3 separate regions of the Mus musculus genome follow, and regions 1 and 3 are each linked to region 2. Evidence: chromatin loops called from intact Hi-C (ENCODE). Cell type or tissue: heart. All regions are shown on one strand. Links, peaks and the distances in the headings refer to the core of each region. The heading gives the core; the rest is flanking DNA.

What was found. A loop is a pair of places that touch in the nucleus more often than their neighbours do. Peaks named below come from ENCODE experiments on the same cell type or tissue, not always from the same donor. Only the 100,000 strongest peaks of a DNase experiment are listed, where the experiment ranks them.
Region 1: it touches region 2 in a loop (2.6-fold over the local background); 3 of 42 quality-filtered maps call a loop at or near these places.
Region 3: a loop joins it to region 2, with 6 times the contacts of the local background. A loop is called at or near these places in 3 of 42 quality-filtered maps.

The regions. Positions count from the first base shown.
Region 1 is chr9:44,880,659-44,886,153 of GRCm38, forward strand. It overlaps Kmt2a (lysine (K)-specific methyltransferase 2A), which reads right to left and starts at 631. Exons shown (of 36, transcript NM_001357549.2): 1 at 191-631. The coding sequence starts at 616. Gm39326 (a long non-coding RNA gene) reads left to right here. Exons shown (of 4, transcript XR_870694.3): 2 at 1-2,045; 3 at 3,687-3,786; 4 at 3,964-4,179. In heart, for the core only: a CTCF peak has its summit at 2,092; DNase peaks (open chromatin) are centred at 823, 1,533 and 2,103; H3K4me3 peaks cover 2,945 bases; H3K27ac peaks cover 2,619 bases.
Region 2 is chr9:44,770,578-44,776,180 of GRCm38, forward strand. Ift46 (intraflagellar transport 46) reads left to right here and starts at 2,432. Exons shown (of 12, transcript NM_023831.3): 1 at 2,432-2,596; 2 at 3,111-3,207. In heart, for the core only: CTCF peaks have their summits at 988 (motif pointing right) and 2,261 (motif pointing right); a DNase peak (open chromatin) is centred at 2,344; H3K4me3 peaks cover 1,489 bases; H3K27ac peaks cover 1,323 bases.
Region 3 is chr9:44,916,534-44,922,136 of GRCm38, forward strand. Atp5l (ATP synthase, H+ transporting, mitochondrial F0 complex, subunit G) reads right to left here and starts at 4,209. Exons shown (of 3, transcript NM_013795.5): 1 at 4,077-4,209. The coding sequence starts at 4,128. Gm30934 (a long non-coding RNA gene) reads left to right here and starts at 4,194. Exons shown (of 2, transcript XR_379340.4): 1 at 4,194-4,584; 2 at 4,695-5,603. In heart, for the core only: CTCF peaks have their summits at 2,503 (motif pointing left) and 5,228 (motif pointing left); DNase peaks (open chromatin) are centred at 4,068, 4,478 and 4,728; H3K4me3 peaks cover 2,634 bases; H3K27ac peaks cover 1,752 bases.

The DNA.
Region 1 (5,495 bases), core at 1-5,000, 110 kb after region 2:
AGCCCTCGGGTAAGGGCGCCTGGGGGTCTGCAGCCCATAACGGGGGTCCTGAGATGGGAGGGCCATTTGCCCCACGTTAGGGACCCCAGGATGTTTCCAGAATTGGGATGCTCCTCAGACCTGCATGGGGGAGGGGAGGGGTTCTTCAGAGGGTCGAGACCCCGGACCTTGGGGTTCCTCGCCCCCTTACCTCTCCGCTGCCGCCTCCCCCGCCGCTCTCCCCAAACACTGCCCGGAACCGGCGCAGGTTGGTGCCGATGGCGGCCGAGACCTGCAGCGCCGCGTCGAAGCCCGGGCCCACCCGGAGCAGGGCCGGCCCTGAGGAGGCTGAGGACGATGACGAAGACGAAGACGAGGCGGACGACGAAGAGGCTGCTGAGGCGGCGGCCGCTCCCCCTGGAACCCCAGCCCCGCTGCTTCCCGCCGCCGCCGCCGCCACCGCCGGGGGGGAGGGGGGCGCCCCGGGGCCGCCACCGCCGGCCTGGGGCCCGGGGGGAAGCAGCAAGGCCGGGACGCGTTGCCGCGGGGCGCCCCCTAGGCCCCGGCGCCCCCCGCCGCCGCCGCCCCCGGTGGTCCCGGGTCGGGCGGGGAAGCGCCACCGACAGCTGTGCGCCATGTTCGCCCCGTAAGTGAAGCAGCGAGAGGGAGAGGCGACAACACAGGGGGGCGGGGAGGCGGAGGGGGGGGAGCGGCGGGCCCCGGAACCTGCCTAACCCGCCTGGCGCCGCCCAGATGGCCGTACCCCGCGGCCCGCTATGCCGAGCGCCGGGTGGCGCCCGCCTGCCCTGCAATCTGCATATGAGCCTCTGGCCTCCGCCTCCGCCGCCCGGAGGCCGCTGCTCTATGCCGAGCCCCGGGCCCGGCTCCTCCCGCCCGGCAACCTGGATAAGTGCATGCCCCGCCCTCCGGGAGCGGCAGCGCCAGGGAAGATGAGGGGGGGAAGGAAGCCCTGGAGCCCGGAGCGGAGGCGGGTTCCGGGGAGAGGGGGGAGGGGGCGAGGGCGGCGGGAGGATGGAGGCGGAGGGAGCGGGTGGCCCGCAGCCGAGAGAGCCGAGAAGCCGATTACACACGTTCCCGGGACGCGCAGGGACTTGAGCGGCCCAGGAGAACCGCTTCCAGTGCGGCGCGGCTGCTGGGTCCCCGGAGGAGCGAGCCTTCTCCGCCGCTTTGGAGAGCGGCGGGCTTAGCCCTTATGGAACGCTTCTAGAATCCAGAAAGCTCCATTGTACTCCATGCAAAACCCAAGCGTCGCCCAATTGATTCTATGCAAAATGGCAAGGCTCTCGGCGAACGCGCCTTAAAAAAATAAAATCCAATAAAAGAGGAGCCCCTCCCATCTTCACGCTTGGAGCTCTTTCCAAAATCCACACAACCGTGTGGTCGGCCTCTGCCACCTCCTCGCTCCACTGTGCGCTGGAGGGAGGTGAGGGGCTTCTGGTTTCCGTGCCCTTCTCCGGAGTTGGGGTGTGTTTTCCCAGTCCAGGCGTTGGAGCCACAGCGTGCGCTCCGCAAACGACCTGGCGTTACAACGGAGCTGAAACTGGGTGGCTAACGGACAGGGCCTGGAGGGAAGAGGCGGGCAAAGGCGCCCCGCCCCTTCTTCCTCCGCTTCCAGCCTGCCGCTGCATGCAAAGCAGACCCTAATGTATGCACACGGAGGGAGGGGGCTCGCCAGCACATTTCTCATGATTGGGAGGGGGGGGGTTTGAAGCCCGGCGTAGGGCATTATGATACACAGGGTTAGCAAGCCGAGAGGGAGGGAAGAGGGGTAGGGCAGTGCCGGGGGTTGATGGTGGGGTGAATATCCACGGGATTTACTTTATTGCAGGAAATGGGAGACGGCGCCTCCAGCGAGGCGTTAGAAGCCTGCGGGGATGGAAAAGCCAAGGAGGGAGGGAGAGATTGCTGCCCGAAGAATTTGCCTTGGCTGAGGCTTAGGGATCGATACACTGCCTGCAGACCCGGAGCAGCCTCCATCTCCCCCAACCCCCAGCCGAGGTGGAGTTCGCAGGAAGGTCATGCAGCCGTCCAGGTCTCCCGCACCGGTACCCGGCGCTGCTCTAACCAGGACCTCCCCGGGTGGCAGATTTGGGAACGACAGGGTGGTTCATAGTAAGGCAGGTAGCAACCAGCTCCAGCCCACTGGAGGGTGTACTGCACGCCTCCAGAGGTCCACGGCCTCCTGGTGCTGAAAAATCTACGTCCTTCCTACGGAGAGACGTCTGTGCCTGAGGAGAAAATGGGGAGGGGGGGGGGGGAGCGAGGAAAGGAACAGAGAAGGGGAGGAGACATAGTCAAGCCCCAACTCCCCAAACTCGTCCGGGATCGATCATCGTTCCAACCACGCAGGATGGAGCCCAGATGGTTTGCAAAACGCACATTCACACTACGCACGCACAACCAGATTCCGTTGTTGCTTCTCGTGGCTTACTAGGCGCCGAGAGGATGGGAGCTGCGAAAGGGTATTAAACAGCAGCCCCAAGACTCTGCTTAGGACATAACACACCCCATTGTGGACGGTTTCTCTATTGCAATGTATTTTTGCGTTAGGCTCTGGGGTTTTGCTTCAGTATAGCTGCTCTGATCAGTTACAGATTGGCGACCACGTGGATTCCCTCAAGCATCCTGATTTGTTCCCTCTCTCACTCTCTCTCGTTTATTTTTCTTTTGTATTTGCCGCCCCCCTTCTTTAATATGCATAACGGCCTTCAGAGGTAGTAGGCAGGGGACTGAGTGACAGGCTTTATATAACTGTGTCAACAGGATTTCTTCCCGCCCTCCACCTTTGAGAAAACAAACCCGTTAGATTCTGCGTAACCCTCTCCCTACAAGCACACTTGATTTAGCACAGGTGGGAGGTCTGCAGGGTGGGTGGCAGCAGCAAGAATGGAGAATATTTGCAGGCTGTGAAGACATGAGCCTGGGAAGTCGGGGAGAACTCCTTGGAAAATTATCTAGTCGCTCTCTCTCAGGCTGATGCAAAGCGACCTGGTATAGATTAGAATTTGTTTTGTGGCTGGATGTTTTCGAGCAGAAATAACTAGCTCTTATTGAGTACTTTCTTTTTTTTTTTTTTTTAAAGATTTATTTATTTATTATATGTAAGTACACTGTAGCTGTCTTCAGACACTCCAGAAGAGGGCGTCAGATCTTGTTACGGATGGTTGTGAGCCACCATGTGGTTGCTGGGATTTGAACTCCGGACCTTCGGAAGAGCAGTCGGGTGCTCTTACCCACTGAGCCATCTCACCAGCCCCTATTGAGTACTTTCTATGATCCCAAATGTTTTATGTGCATTCAGTTCTTACTAATCATATAAGATAACCCTTATTTTACAGGTGGGAAAACTGAGTCTTAGAGTAATGCCCTAGGCCACATATTTTAGGGATAGGTCCAAAACTTTAGTGGGGTCTAACACCAAAATCCAGTAAGACAATCTTGGCAGAGGGACATTCAATGGGAGAGTGCTTGCCTAATATTTGGAAAGAAAGCCCTGGGTTTGATCCTAAGGACACGGACACACACACACACACACACACACACACACACACCTCGAGGGGGAGGCACTGAGAGAGATTCTTTTTTACCTTTCTCATGTTACCGTAAAGTGCTTTATTCTTTGGTTGTAAATCTTAACTCATTTCTCTTGAATATCAATATGTCATATGGCTAATTTTTTTTAACAGTTACTTTGGAGCTATGGCCTTAGCTATTTGAGACTGATCTTGAACTTACGCAGCCAAAGATGACACTGAGCTTTCTGCCTCTGGACTGCTTGGAATACAGGTGTGTCCCACCATGCCTGTGTTCATGTACTGCTGGCAATCAAGTCCGGGGCTTTGTGACTACGAGATGGCAAGCACTCTACATCCCTATCCCCATTCCCTATTTAAAACAAAACAAAACAAAACAAAACAAAACTATTCTTTGTGTTTATTTATGTGTCCTTGTTTGTATGTATAGCAGGAGGTGACCACAGGGGACAAGAGAGGACATCAGAACCTCTAGAACTGGAGTGACAGGCAGTTGGGCACCACCTGACACAGGTGGGAAACAGCCCTGAGTGAGCTGTAAGAGCCACACCCACCCTTAGCTGCTGCACTCTCTCTTCAGCCCCCTAACATACACACCCCATCTTTTTTTCTTTTCTTTTCTTCTTTCTTTCTTTCTTTCTTTCTTTTTTTTTTTTTTTTTTTTTTTTTGAGTCTAACTGGTCTAGTCCTGAGCTATGTAAACCAACCTAGCCTCAAACTTAGAAAGGTCCTCCTGCTTCTGTTCCCGAGTACTGGAATCACAGGCATGTCTGGCATCATATGGTTAGAATGTTAATGAAATTGAAAACCCCACTGCCTTGGTTCTGAGATAGCACGATAGCACGTTTCTGACATCAATCTCTGTCTTCCCTTCATGATAGTAAATGTTACGTTAATACTTCCAAAGATGACCTATATCTAAACGAGTGAGTCCATAGAGAACTTTGTCCATAAATACAAGACTGTCAAGTCTTATATGCCATCTCAGTGGTTCCACTTAATAAACCTGGGGAATTGTTTTTGTTACTCTTGGGGATGTTTAAAAACTTGGGGACAGTTTTTAAACGTGCGGTGGAAATGTATATGGCTTTCAATCTACTGACTGGCCTGTTCCTCCTCCTCTCCCTCCTCCTCTTGCTCCTCTTCCTTCTCTTCCTCCTCTTCTTCCTCTTCTCCCTCCTCCTCCTCTTCATCTTTTTATTTTTACTTTATGTGGGTGGGTGTTTTGCCTGCATGTATGTCTATGCACTACCTACAAGCAGTAGCTGTGGAGGTCAGAAGAAGATGCAGAATTCCCCCTAGACTGGAGTTATAAATGATTGAGAGTTTACATATGGGTGGGTGCTGGGAATCAAACCTGGGTCCTCTGGAAGAGCAGCCAGTGCTCTGAACCACTGAGCCATCATCTCATCAAAACAAAACAAAGTAGTGTTTCACAGTGTAGCCCAAGATCTCCTGCAACTCACTCTGTAGCCCAGACCCTGACCTCAAACTTGAGGCAATCCTCTTGCCTCTGTTGAATGCTAATGTTATAGGTGTGAGTCACCATGCCCGGCCATTCTATTCAATTTCACACAATAACACGGTGCACAGCCTTGGACACCACTTTGCAACTGTGTGATATACCTTTAGTATGAAGTCCCAGAAGTGCAGTTGCTGAACTCCAAGTATGAACATTTGTGATTTTTGACAGCTATTACCAAATTGTCCCCAGTAAAGGTTATCCTAGTGATTCATATTGCCATGAGCAATTCTGAAGAGGGCCTCTTTCTCCATAGCTTCTCGGAAAGCTTTGTCCTAACCTTCTTCTTGATCTTTGCTAACCTAATAAAAATGCACATATTTTACTTTTTTTTTTTTCAAATGAGAGAAGGAAACTTTCAGGAAGGAAACTCCAAATTTTGCCCGTTTCTGTGAACTCATAAATTATTTTGGCTTTAAAGGGGGCCGGAGAGGTTGGCT
Region 2 (5,603 bases), core at 260-5,259:
AAGAGTATTAACTGCTCTTCTAGAGAACCTAGGTTCAATTTCCAACATCCACATGTCAGCTCACAGCTGTCTTTAACTCCTGTTCCAGGGACTCTGACAGCCTCATATAGACATACATGCAAGCAGGACACAAATATACATAAAATAAAAATAAAATTTAAAAAAGGAAGAAATATGTTCTGGTGTTCTGTTGCATAGAAAAGTTGACTATTAAGGACAAAATATAGTTTAGTATATATTTTATAAAAAAAAAAAAAACCTAGAAGGAAGAACCCTGATTTTTTTCCCCACAAAATAATGAGAACTGTTGGCAGCACACATGTGAAACAGCAGCACTTGAGAGGCAAAAGCAGGATACTATGAGTTTGAGGCCAAGTCCATATAGTGAGATGCAGGCCACAAGCATCATGAGCCCTTGTGTCAAGTAAGAAAAGGAAAAGTTGAAGGGCTGGAGAGATGGCTCAGCCGTTAAAAATACTGTCTATTCTTCCAGAAGTCCTGAGTTCAATTCCCAGCATCCACATGCTGGCTCACAACCATCTATAAGATCATACATCAAGTTGTTTGGTTTTTTTTTTTTAAAGATTTATTTATTTATTATATGTAAGTACACTGTAGCTGTCTTCAGACACACCAGAAGAGGGCGTCAGATCTTGTTACGGATGGTTGTGAGCCACCATGTGGTTGCTGGGACTTGAACACTGGACCTTTGGAAGAGCAGTCAGGTACTCTTACCCACTGAGCCATCTCACCAGCCCCAAGTTGTTTGTTTTAAAAGGTTGAGAATCTAGAAATGCTAGGACTTGAATATTTTGTAATGTACACATGTATAGAAACAACACAAAATGCCCCATAACTCTGTACAATTTTTAGGTATCGATTTTCTTTTTTAAAGAAGCACGTATGAGTCTCTCATTTTTCTTTTTCTGAGTTGGGATTGTAGGTCTGAACACTATAGGTTAGTGCCCTGCTGCATGTACATCTGCAGGCCAGAAGAGGGCATCAAATCCCTCTCATAGAGGGTTGTGAGCGACGATGTGGGTGCTGGGAATTGAACTCAGGACCTCTGCAAGAATAGACAGTGTGCTTTTCTTTTTTTTTTCTTTTTTTCTTTTATTATTTTGGGGGGTGGTGTGGCCTCCAGATAGGGTTTCTTTGTGTATAACCATGACTTTCCTGGAACTCGCTTTGTAGATGAGACTGGCCTAGAATTCAGAGATCCGTCTGCCTTTCCCTCCTCAGTGCTGGGATTAAAGGCATGTGCCACTGAAAGACCCACAACATGAGGACTCCCCCACGTTCTGACTCAGGAGAGGCGACACCCCAAAATCACCAACGAGAAAACGGTCTTGTTGCAAATTGCAAGAGGATTTTTATTCAAGAGTGCTCTCGGGCCCACGGTCATACACCACGCAGGGGTAGAGGACTGTGGCGCCCCGAGTAGCTGAGTAAGGGGGTATTTAAAGGAGAAAAACCACAACTCAAGGAGGTGGGAAGGGCGTTGTTGGAAAATACCAAAAATACCAGGTAAGAGTCACAAGGAAGTACAAAGTCACAGGTGTCACAAGGAATACCTGGTAATTGTTAACTCTCAAGACAGTTTCTAAGAGCCCCTAACAATAGCACATTTGCATTGCAGCTTCCGGTAATGGTCAGGGTGACTTTCTTTGAATGAATACTCCTTGAACTCAGGAAGTGGGTGGGTGGAGGAATGTCACTATCTGTTTTATGATTAGCATACCTTGGAGCACTGAGTTTACTACTCTTTCACCACCACGCCCAGCTGTGTTATTTTTTATTTTATTTTATTATTATTATTTTTTATCAATTTTGAAACTGGACCTCAATAGCCCAGGCTGGCCTCAAATTTACCAAGTTACTTACTGAGTCTGATCTTGAACTTCTAATCCTTCTACCTCCACCTCCAAAGCGCTAGGATAGCAGTTATGCACCAGCTTGCCTGACTCATAGTTTTCTTTAGCAAGTAAAAACACAGGACACAGATAAATCCTAATCTCAGATGAAGGAAGAGAAAGTATGCTCCTGTGACATAGGGTATCGCGAGGAAAAGGGCTATCGCGCCACAGAGATGCTATAAAAGGGCTTTTAAACATGCTTGGACTTTTCCTTGAAGAGTGTCTAAACTGTGGATTAGGCCTATCTAGGAGAGACTGTAGGCCAAATGAGCCTTGTCTTTGAGATGACAGTTTCTAGTTGGAGAAAAGAAATCCACTAGCCTGGCCTTCCACCTTTGGCCACTAGATGTCACAACCGACTCAGTTGCGGAAACCATAGATAAGCGGGCTGCTAGACCGCCTAGTGCCCGGGGCCGCTCTATCCCAGCGCCGCGTCTCTGCTTCCGCCACCACCGGCCGCAGCAGAGGGGCGGGGTGGCGGCGCAGTGGCGGGGCACGTCTCGCGATCGTTCCTTCAGACTCTCGCTTTGTTTTGATTTATTTATCTTTTTCCCTAACGACTGACAACAGGCGGCTTGTTGCACTTAGGGATCCTTGAAGTGGCTGGGCCTGAGAGTGAGACCCCAGTCCTCGGCTGGGGTTCTTTCCAAATAGAAGAAACGGATCCAGAGGGGCTACAGGTAATTGGTGCTCCCGCCAGCGTTCTTTGCTCTCTGCGCCCCACCAACTGCCCTGGATCCTTGACTCTCCGAGAACCCGGTGGGATCCTATCTTCAAAACGGGCGGAAGTAGAGGTGATGCTCTGAGGATTAGTGGATGGGGCCGAGGCTGGAATTTGCCTTCTCTCAGGACCATCCTGTCCCATCCCCATACCCTCCACCTCTGGCAGAAGCCTCAACAGCTGTGCGAAAACTGACCAAACCTGAGACGGACGGCCGGCCGCAGTCTGGCTGTGCATGCTGTGCTTCCCTGCCTGCATCTTATGTAGAGCTTTTGGGTTGCTGCTGGGAAGGGTTGGATACCGTTTTCCACTGCACTTCTCTTGGCACCCAGCCAATGCTAGCTAAATAATGCTCTTGGGTCAGGAAACTTTCCTTTGGGGGAAAGCTTGGATCGGGGTGAATGCATCTCTGCACCGAGGCTGGATGTATATCCCATGATAGGAGCTATGTAATCGTATTTCCTTTTGCTTAGACCAAAATTGTTGAGAACCAGACATACGATGAGCGTCTAGAGATTAACGACTCGGAAGAGGTTGCCAGTATTAGCACTCCAACCCCAGGACAGCAAGGTAAGAGAAGATGAGAGACAAAAAAAAGGGAGGTGATTTTCAAACAAGTGGCGCAGATAGGATTCAGGTTGTATTCAGCAAGCTCTTAGCAAGTGTTGACCTCCTGCTTTAACTTGGCGCTGATTTTGCTTTCTCACTAGTTGAGGGAGAAACCAGTCCATCAGATTTTGGGATCTTTGAGTGCAAACTTATCCCCTGTCATTTTTAACTCGCTGTTACTGCTAGTAGATTCTGGCACAGGTTCGCTGTGTTTTGGGTTTTTTTAATTTTTTAATTTAATTTAATTTAAATTTAATTTAATTTAATTTTTAAATTACTATTTTAGAAATGTTTATGTGTATGTATGTTATTTGCTTGCATGTTTTTCTGTGAACCACCTGCCTGCCTGGTGCCCTCAGAGACCAGAAGAGGATGTTGTCAGATCTCCTTGAACTGGAGTTACACATGGTAATGAGCTGCTCTAGTGTGGGTGCTGGGAACTGAACCCTGGGTCCTCTGGAAGATCAGCCAGTGCTCTCAATCGTTGAGCCATCTCTCCAGCCTGGCTCACTGTGCTTTTGTTTCTAACAATTCATTAAGATGCTTCATCACTTGCCCTTAACTTGCCATCCCAGCTTTAATCGAAACAGAGTTTTATCAGAAGACTTGATGCCATTCATTTATTCACCTAACCTTTTTTTCTTTCTTTCTTTCTTTTTTTTTTTTTGTTTTTTTTGTTTTTTTGAGACAGGGTTCCTCTGCATAGCCCTGGCTGTCCTGGAACTCACTTTGTAGACCAGGCTGGTCTCGAACTCAGAAATCCGCCTGCCTCTGCCTCCCAAGTGCTGGGGTTAATGGCGTGCGCCACCACGCCCAGCCCTCACCTAACCTTTTTTGGTTTTGTTTTGTTTTTCTTTTTTTGAGACAGGGTTTCTCTGTATAGTCCTGGCTGCCCTGTAATTCATTCTAGACAAGGCTGGTCTCCAACTCAGAGATGTGCCTGCCTCTGCCTCCCCATTGCTGAGAGTGAAGGTGTGCACCAGTATTCTCAGCTCACCTAACATGTTTGAATGCTTGCTATGTGCCATGTTAGCACAACAGCAAACAAAAGACACATCCCTGCCAACCTGACACTTGGAATCTTAGAAGAAAGATGGCCGGTGACTAGACAGTCTTCATGAAGAATGTCATGTGTGCAGGATGGAGGCAAATGGTTTACTGCTATGAAGCATAATGGTGGTGGGTGGGGATCGATTTGTGGCCAGGGAAGACTCAAGAGGAAAGACCAGTGCCTGGTGAGAGGGCAGTGTGTTATGGTCTGATCAGAAGGGAGGCGAGAGGCTTATCAAGCAGAAGTCCAGAGGCTGTTGCTGTCACATGGAGAATTTATTGGAGGGTTCTCAGGTGAGATTGGGGTGGTGAGTGAAAGTACTGTGGCAGTGGCTGGGTTGCCATGGTAATGGCTTGGACTGTGGCACGGATAGAGACATGGCACAGATACAGCATAGATTGCCCTTACAGAATCATTAAGGCTTGCTCCTGCGTTAGATTTGAGTCCTCAGTTGGGGATGACTGTTGTTTACTGTGGTAAAATACACATGGTGTAGAATGCTATTTTAGCACTTCAAGTGTAAGGTTAAATGGCTTTGAGGACATTTACATTTTGTGATAACCGTCACCACTGGCTTAGTTATTTCTCTATTGCTGTGATAAGACACCTTGGCCAAGGCAAGTTATAGGAGAAAGTTTATCTGGGGCTTACAGTTTCAGGGGATTAGAATCCACGGTAGCTGAGAAAAATCATGGCAGCAGGAACAGCTGAGAGTTTATATCTTTAGACAACAACCATGAAGCGTAGAGAGCTGAATGGGAACGGCATGGGGTTTTGAAACCTCAAAGCCCGTCTCCAGTGATACAGCTTCTCCAACAAGACCACACTCCCCTAACCTTTCCCAAACAGCTCTACCAACTGCTGACCAAACGTTCAAACATATGAGCTTCCGGGTTTGTTCTCATTTAAAACACTACTAGAACTTCCTCATCATTAAACAGTAACTACTGCCAGGCATGGTGGTACATGACTTTAATCCCAGCACTTGGGAGGCAGAGACAACTGGATCTCTATGAGTTTGAGGTCAACCTGATCTGCATAGTGAGTTCCAAGACAGCCAGGGCTACATAGTGAGACTCTGCCTCAGAAACAGACAGACAAACAAGGAAACAAAAGATTTCTTGACCAGCACTAGGGAGGCAGAGGCAGGCGGATTTCTGAGTTTGAGGCCAGCCTGGTCTACAAAGTGAGTTCCAGGACAGCCAGGGCTACACAGAGAAACCCTGTCTCAAAAAACCAAAAAAAAAAAAAAAAAAAGAGAGAGATTTCTTGATTCTTTCCTTCCTTCCAGTCCCTATTAACCACT
Region 3 (5,603 bases), core at 360-5,359, 150 kb after region 2:
TTTATATGTATAGACTAACATGCAATTATAGATATATGGGCTGGTGAGATGGCTCAGTGGGTAAGAGCACCCGACTGCTCTTCCAAAGGTCTGGAGTTCAAATCCCAGCAACCACATGGTGGCTCAAAACCATCCATAACGAGATCTGACTCCCTCTTCTGGAGTGTCTGAAGACAGCTACAGTGTACTTACATGTAATAAATAAATAAATCTTTAAAAAAAATTATAGATATATGTCTGAATACCTGCTGTGCTCGCTAGTTTTGTGTCAACTTAATGAAAGCTAGAGTCATTTGGTAAGAAGGACCCTTACTCAACTGGTTGGGTAGTGGTGGTGCTCATCTTTAATCCCAGTGCCCAGGAGGCAGAGACAGGCAGGCATATCTCTGAGTTCAAGGCCAGCCTGGTCTACAGAGTGATTCCAGGACAGCCAATGCTACACAGAGAAATTCTCTTTCAAAAAACAAAACAAAACAAAACAAAACAAAAACAAAAACCACACACACACAAAACCAAAAAACCAAAAAAGGAACCTGAATTGAGAAAATACCCCTATTAGTTTGGCTGTGGTGCATTTTCTTCCTTGGTGACTGATGCGAGAGGATGCAACTCACTCAGGGTGATGCTACTCCTCCCCACGACACTGCCTCTGGTCATGGTGGGTTTTGTTGTTGTTTTTGTTTTAAGACTTTATCTTATATATGTGGGTACACCATCACTGTCCTCAGACACACCAGAAGGCATAGGATCCCATTTGTGAGCCACCGTGTGGTTGCTGGGAATTGAACTCAGGACCTCTGGAAGAGCAGTCAGTGCTCCTAACTGCTAAGCCATCTCTCCAGCCCAGTCATGGTGTTTTATCATAGCAAATGAAACTAAATTCAGACACCTGTCCACTGAGAGGACTTTGAAATGGACTCTAGCAGCAAGGAACAAACCCAGATCCTAGACGGTAATTTGTGAATTCCATTGTTTAATAAAAGGTACCAAGGCTCCTTGGAGAAATGGTCAAGGCTAAGTAAGGCTGGGCAAAGAAAAAAGATAAAAAGATGACTTATGATGTAGAACCAAAAACTAAGAAGGCATGCCAAAAGGGCAGAGGTACCAACGTAAAAGATCTACAGACTGCCAAGGTGGGCACAATCTCAGCAGTAAACGACATAGAATTAGATACAAGAAGTATGAAGTGAATGTAAAAGAGCCAGTGCAATATACAATTAAAATAACAGGAGAGAGGGAGAGAGAAAGAGAGAAATTGAGTAAGATAGATCTTCCTCACAAAATTCCACTTACTATATGTAGAAAATGGACTCACCCCTCCTGCTCTGGTAACTTGCTTGTAAAGAATGGGTGTAGACACATAAGGCTGGTCACTACCAGTATGTCGCTATAATGATCTTTTCTGAGGGGTGGGGGATAGAGGTAAGAGGTGGATTTGCTGAGAATTCCAGGAGAGGGAGGTGTGCACATGAAAATGATTATAAAAGTTGTTACACAAATGTATGACACCTCCAAAAAATAAAAACAAGTGCAGAAAGTGCAAGCAGTAGTTTTATAGTGGAAGACCTTGTCAGCTCAATAGATGGCATGAATACCACAGATCTCTTAATATGTCATCAGGGTGATCTGTCTCTGTGGTTCTTGCTCTTTTTTTCCTTTTCTTTTCTTTTCTTTTTTTTTTTTTTTTTCTGAGACAGGGTTTCTCTGTGTAGCCCTGGCTGTCCTGGAACTCACTCTGTAGACCAGGCTGGCCTCGAACTCGGAAATCTGCCTGCCTCTGCCTCCCCAGTGCTGGGATTAGAGGCGTGCGCCTGGCGGTTCTTGTTCTTTTTTTTGTTTTCTTTTAAAGATTGATTTATTTTCTATGAATACACATCGGATCCCATTATAGATGGCTGTGAGCCACTATGTCACTGCTGGGAATTGAACTCAGGACCTCTGGAAGAGCAGTCAGTGCTCTTAACCACTGAGCCATCTCTCCAGCCCCTGTGGTTCTTGTTCTTAAAATCCCTAATTCCAGGCTAATCATTAGAGAAACCCAAGATAACCAGTTTGGAGAACATTCTTCAAAATATCCAGGCAGACACCTCCAAGTGGCCAAATCATGAAAGTAGAGATCAGATATAAGAAAGGGGAGATTGCAGACACAAGAAACTAGTTCTAAGGTAATATCCTATATTTGTAGACTCAAAATATATGAATGGAAAAGCGGGTGAAACATAAGTAAAATTTATAGCTTAGTTAAGGGAAAAGAAAAACAAAACAAAAAAATAGACTTTCACCTTTCTGGGGGAACTATGATAATAATTACTGACTTCTTTCTCTAGCTACATGCCCTAGGGAACTGAAAGATCTAGTCAGTAGTCAGTATCAAATACTTTAACATTCACACTTAATACACCAGCCTGGGCTGGAGAGATGGCTGCTCTTCCAAAGGTCCTGAGTTCAATCCCCAGCAATCACATGGTGGCTCACAACCATCCGTAATAGGATCTGACGCCCTCTTCTGGTGTGTCTGGAGACAGCTATAGTGTACTCACATACATAAATAAATAAATCTTAAAAAAAAAAAAGCCCCAGCCTATGCTGCAGAGCACAGTCTACGTAACCTTCTGTTCCCTCAGAGCCCTCAGGTCTCAGTACTTCTGGCAGAACAAGTTATCTTACAGTTACAACAGTGGAAAGGTTTTATGTTGTTTCTTGACCAAAGTTTACCTTGATAATGTCTTTCATTTTGGATTTCATCAATAAAATCAGTTTTAAATTTCTGAATACAAGCTACCTAAAAGATGCAAAAGTCATACGGCCGGAAAAATACTCTCTACGAAATATTAAAAATAGCACCTCAAACCATCAAAGTCCAAACGTCAAAGCCTTTTGGTTGTATTGGTGTAAAAATTGTAGTACGTTGCTTCAGATCACCTAATGATTTTTTACTAAGGAAATTCTTTGGAAAACAGCTATTGGCAGCCTCAGGTTCCATAGGAAGGAATCCAGTATTTATAGACTCTGGCTGGCACTTTAAGGGTTTAAATAGCTCACTAGCTGGTGATGAAGGGGAGAAAAAAAAGAATTACTAAATATGCAAACAGGTTGGAAAGCTCAAAATTACAAGTTTTTAAAATTCCACCTCAGAGGGCTGGAGAGATGGCTCAGCGGATAAGAGCACTGGCTGCTCTTCCAGAGGTGCTGAGTTCAATTCCCAGCAACCACATGGTGACTCACAACCATCTGTAATGGGATCCAATGGCCTTCTCTGGTGTGTCTGAAAACAGCTAGTGTACTCACATAAGTAAAATAAATAAATCTTTGAAAAAAAATCCACCTTCAATTCACATTTCATAACCAAATTTGAACATTTGGAAATAGGACCTTCAACCACTTAATACAATACAGAAAAGAAGAAATTGTAAACTTAATCTCCTGCTTCAAAAATACAGTAATTTTCTACTCAGAAGAGAACTGTATCGATTGAACATACTGCTCAGGCTTATAACTACTCAGTGTTTATCTGAGAGACCGCGGTCTATCAGAATTTTCAAACAAAACAACCTCACGAATGCCAAGCCAAGGTTCTGAAGACGACTGCTGACAGGCGTCGCTTTCTGTGCTGACTGGGGAGGGGATATTCACCCCTACGTTCCAAATTCCCTTCATCGGACGCAGAATTCTCTAGGCTCTAACCAGGATGGTAAGCAAACATAACTTTCAAAGATCTCTCACCCGTCTTTAAAATTTCTGATGGCTTTCAAATACTTCGCTGAGACGCAGACCAGCTATGAGGTCTGATGTGTGACCTCTCTCTCCCCTGTTACCGACCTCCCTTCCCAACTCTCCCGGCACGGTAAGGGGGCATCACGGCGTTCGCGGCGGAGTGAGGCCGGGCAGAGTTACACGACCCACTCGCTCCCCGGCCGAGCTAGGACCCTGCAGCTTGTGAGCTCTAAGCAGCCGCGGGCAGGCCAGGCGAGGCTGCGGCCTTACAGTGGCCTCCTGGAAGCCCTCCCGACGCCCACGGCCCCTTGGTGCCGCAGCACAATCCCTCCCCTCGCGAGCCTCTCCCGGGCTGCGCTCACCGGCTACCATCGACGGTGCCTTCTCCGCGAAGTTACGGATGAACTTGGCCATGGTCTAAGGTGGAAGGTACGTCTCCCCGAACCGCCGGCTGAATGTCACCCCCGGAAGGACCCGCGGCAGGACCCCTTCCCCATTTCCAAGGTCAGGCTGCCCCTCTCTGTGCCTGTTCAAAACATATAGGTATTGATTCCCTGTTTGTGGCATCTCATTAGTCAGTTTACTTTGTTCACTCCAAGTAAAAACCTAGATATAAAAAAAAATGAGGCGCGATAACACGTGAAGAATCCTGAGATTCCTCAGGGAGCAGGCATTACTTGGGACAGCTATTCATGTTGGTCCGGAAGATCGGTGAAGTGGGGGAAATGCGCATGCGTTATTGGTTTTCTTGGCTTGATCGCCACATTAGCTTGCGGCAGTTTTATAGCTTTTCAGAAAACATGGAAAACGAGGCTGGAGGGCTTCATAAGATGCTTGTGGGCCTATACGTTCGCTTTAAAGGCATAGCAGGTCTGAGGTCAAATAGGAGCTTTAAGGGGCCACATAGGCGTTACATTATGTGACTCACCCATTCACCGACTTCTTTAATTGACTTTTTATAATTCCGTTTTCCTCCGCAGCCAGTATCAGAATTGGGATCCAATCCGGTTTTTCAAACAAGCCAGTAGGAGCTGTGCGGACAAGAGGAAGAAAGTCATGTGTGTTGAGGGTGTTGCACTGTGCCAGGCATTTTGTAATTTGGTGGAAGCATGCTTTGGGCATTATCCCCTTAGAGACCAAGATTCCTAAATAGTCATAGAAGGAGTCAGTTGCAAGATAAATACGCAAAGGAACATAAGGTTAAGCGTGGTGCTGATCTGGGAAGGCGTAGAGATTCTTGGTGTATAAGAAAATATACAAATTCCAAAGGCTGTAACTTTGACATTATGAATGAAAACAACAAAAACAAACCAGGAAACCCAAAAACTATGTAGGAAAGTAACATTTGATGAGGAGAACAAGTTCTGGAAAAGCCCAATCTTTAGAAGAAAAACTGAGGGGCTGGAGAGATGGCTCAGCATTATGAGCACTGACTGCGCTTAGGTTAGGAGTTCAAATCCCAACAACCACATGGTGGCTCACAACCATCTGTGATGAGATCTGATGCCCTCTTCTGGTGTGTCTGAAGACAGCGACAGTGTACTTACATATAATAATAAATACATCTTTTAAAACAAAACAAAAAAAAACCTGAAGTAAAATTCATGGGGTGGTTAGAAAAGTTAGAAGTGGGATCAAGGAATCAGTGAGGGAGAGACATGCTGCCTTAGACAGTGAAGTCAAATTAAAGCAGGAAAGATAACCTGAAACCCACATTATACCAGCATACAGGAGCCTGAAGATTGGAAGTTACAGGCCAGTCTGGACCGAGGTAAGACAGGCCAGCTAATTATGAGTATGAACATCTGTGACATTAACTAGAAAAGGTTTCAAACCCTTAGAAACCAGATTGCAGCAATGAAGAAATATGGAAGCAAGAGAATATAAGT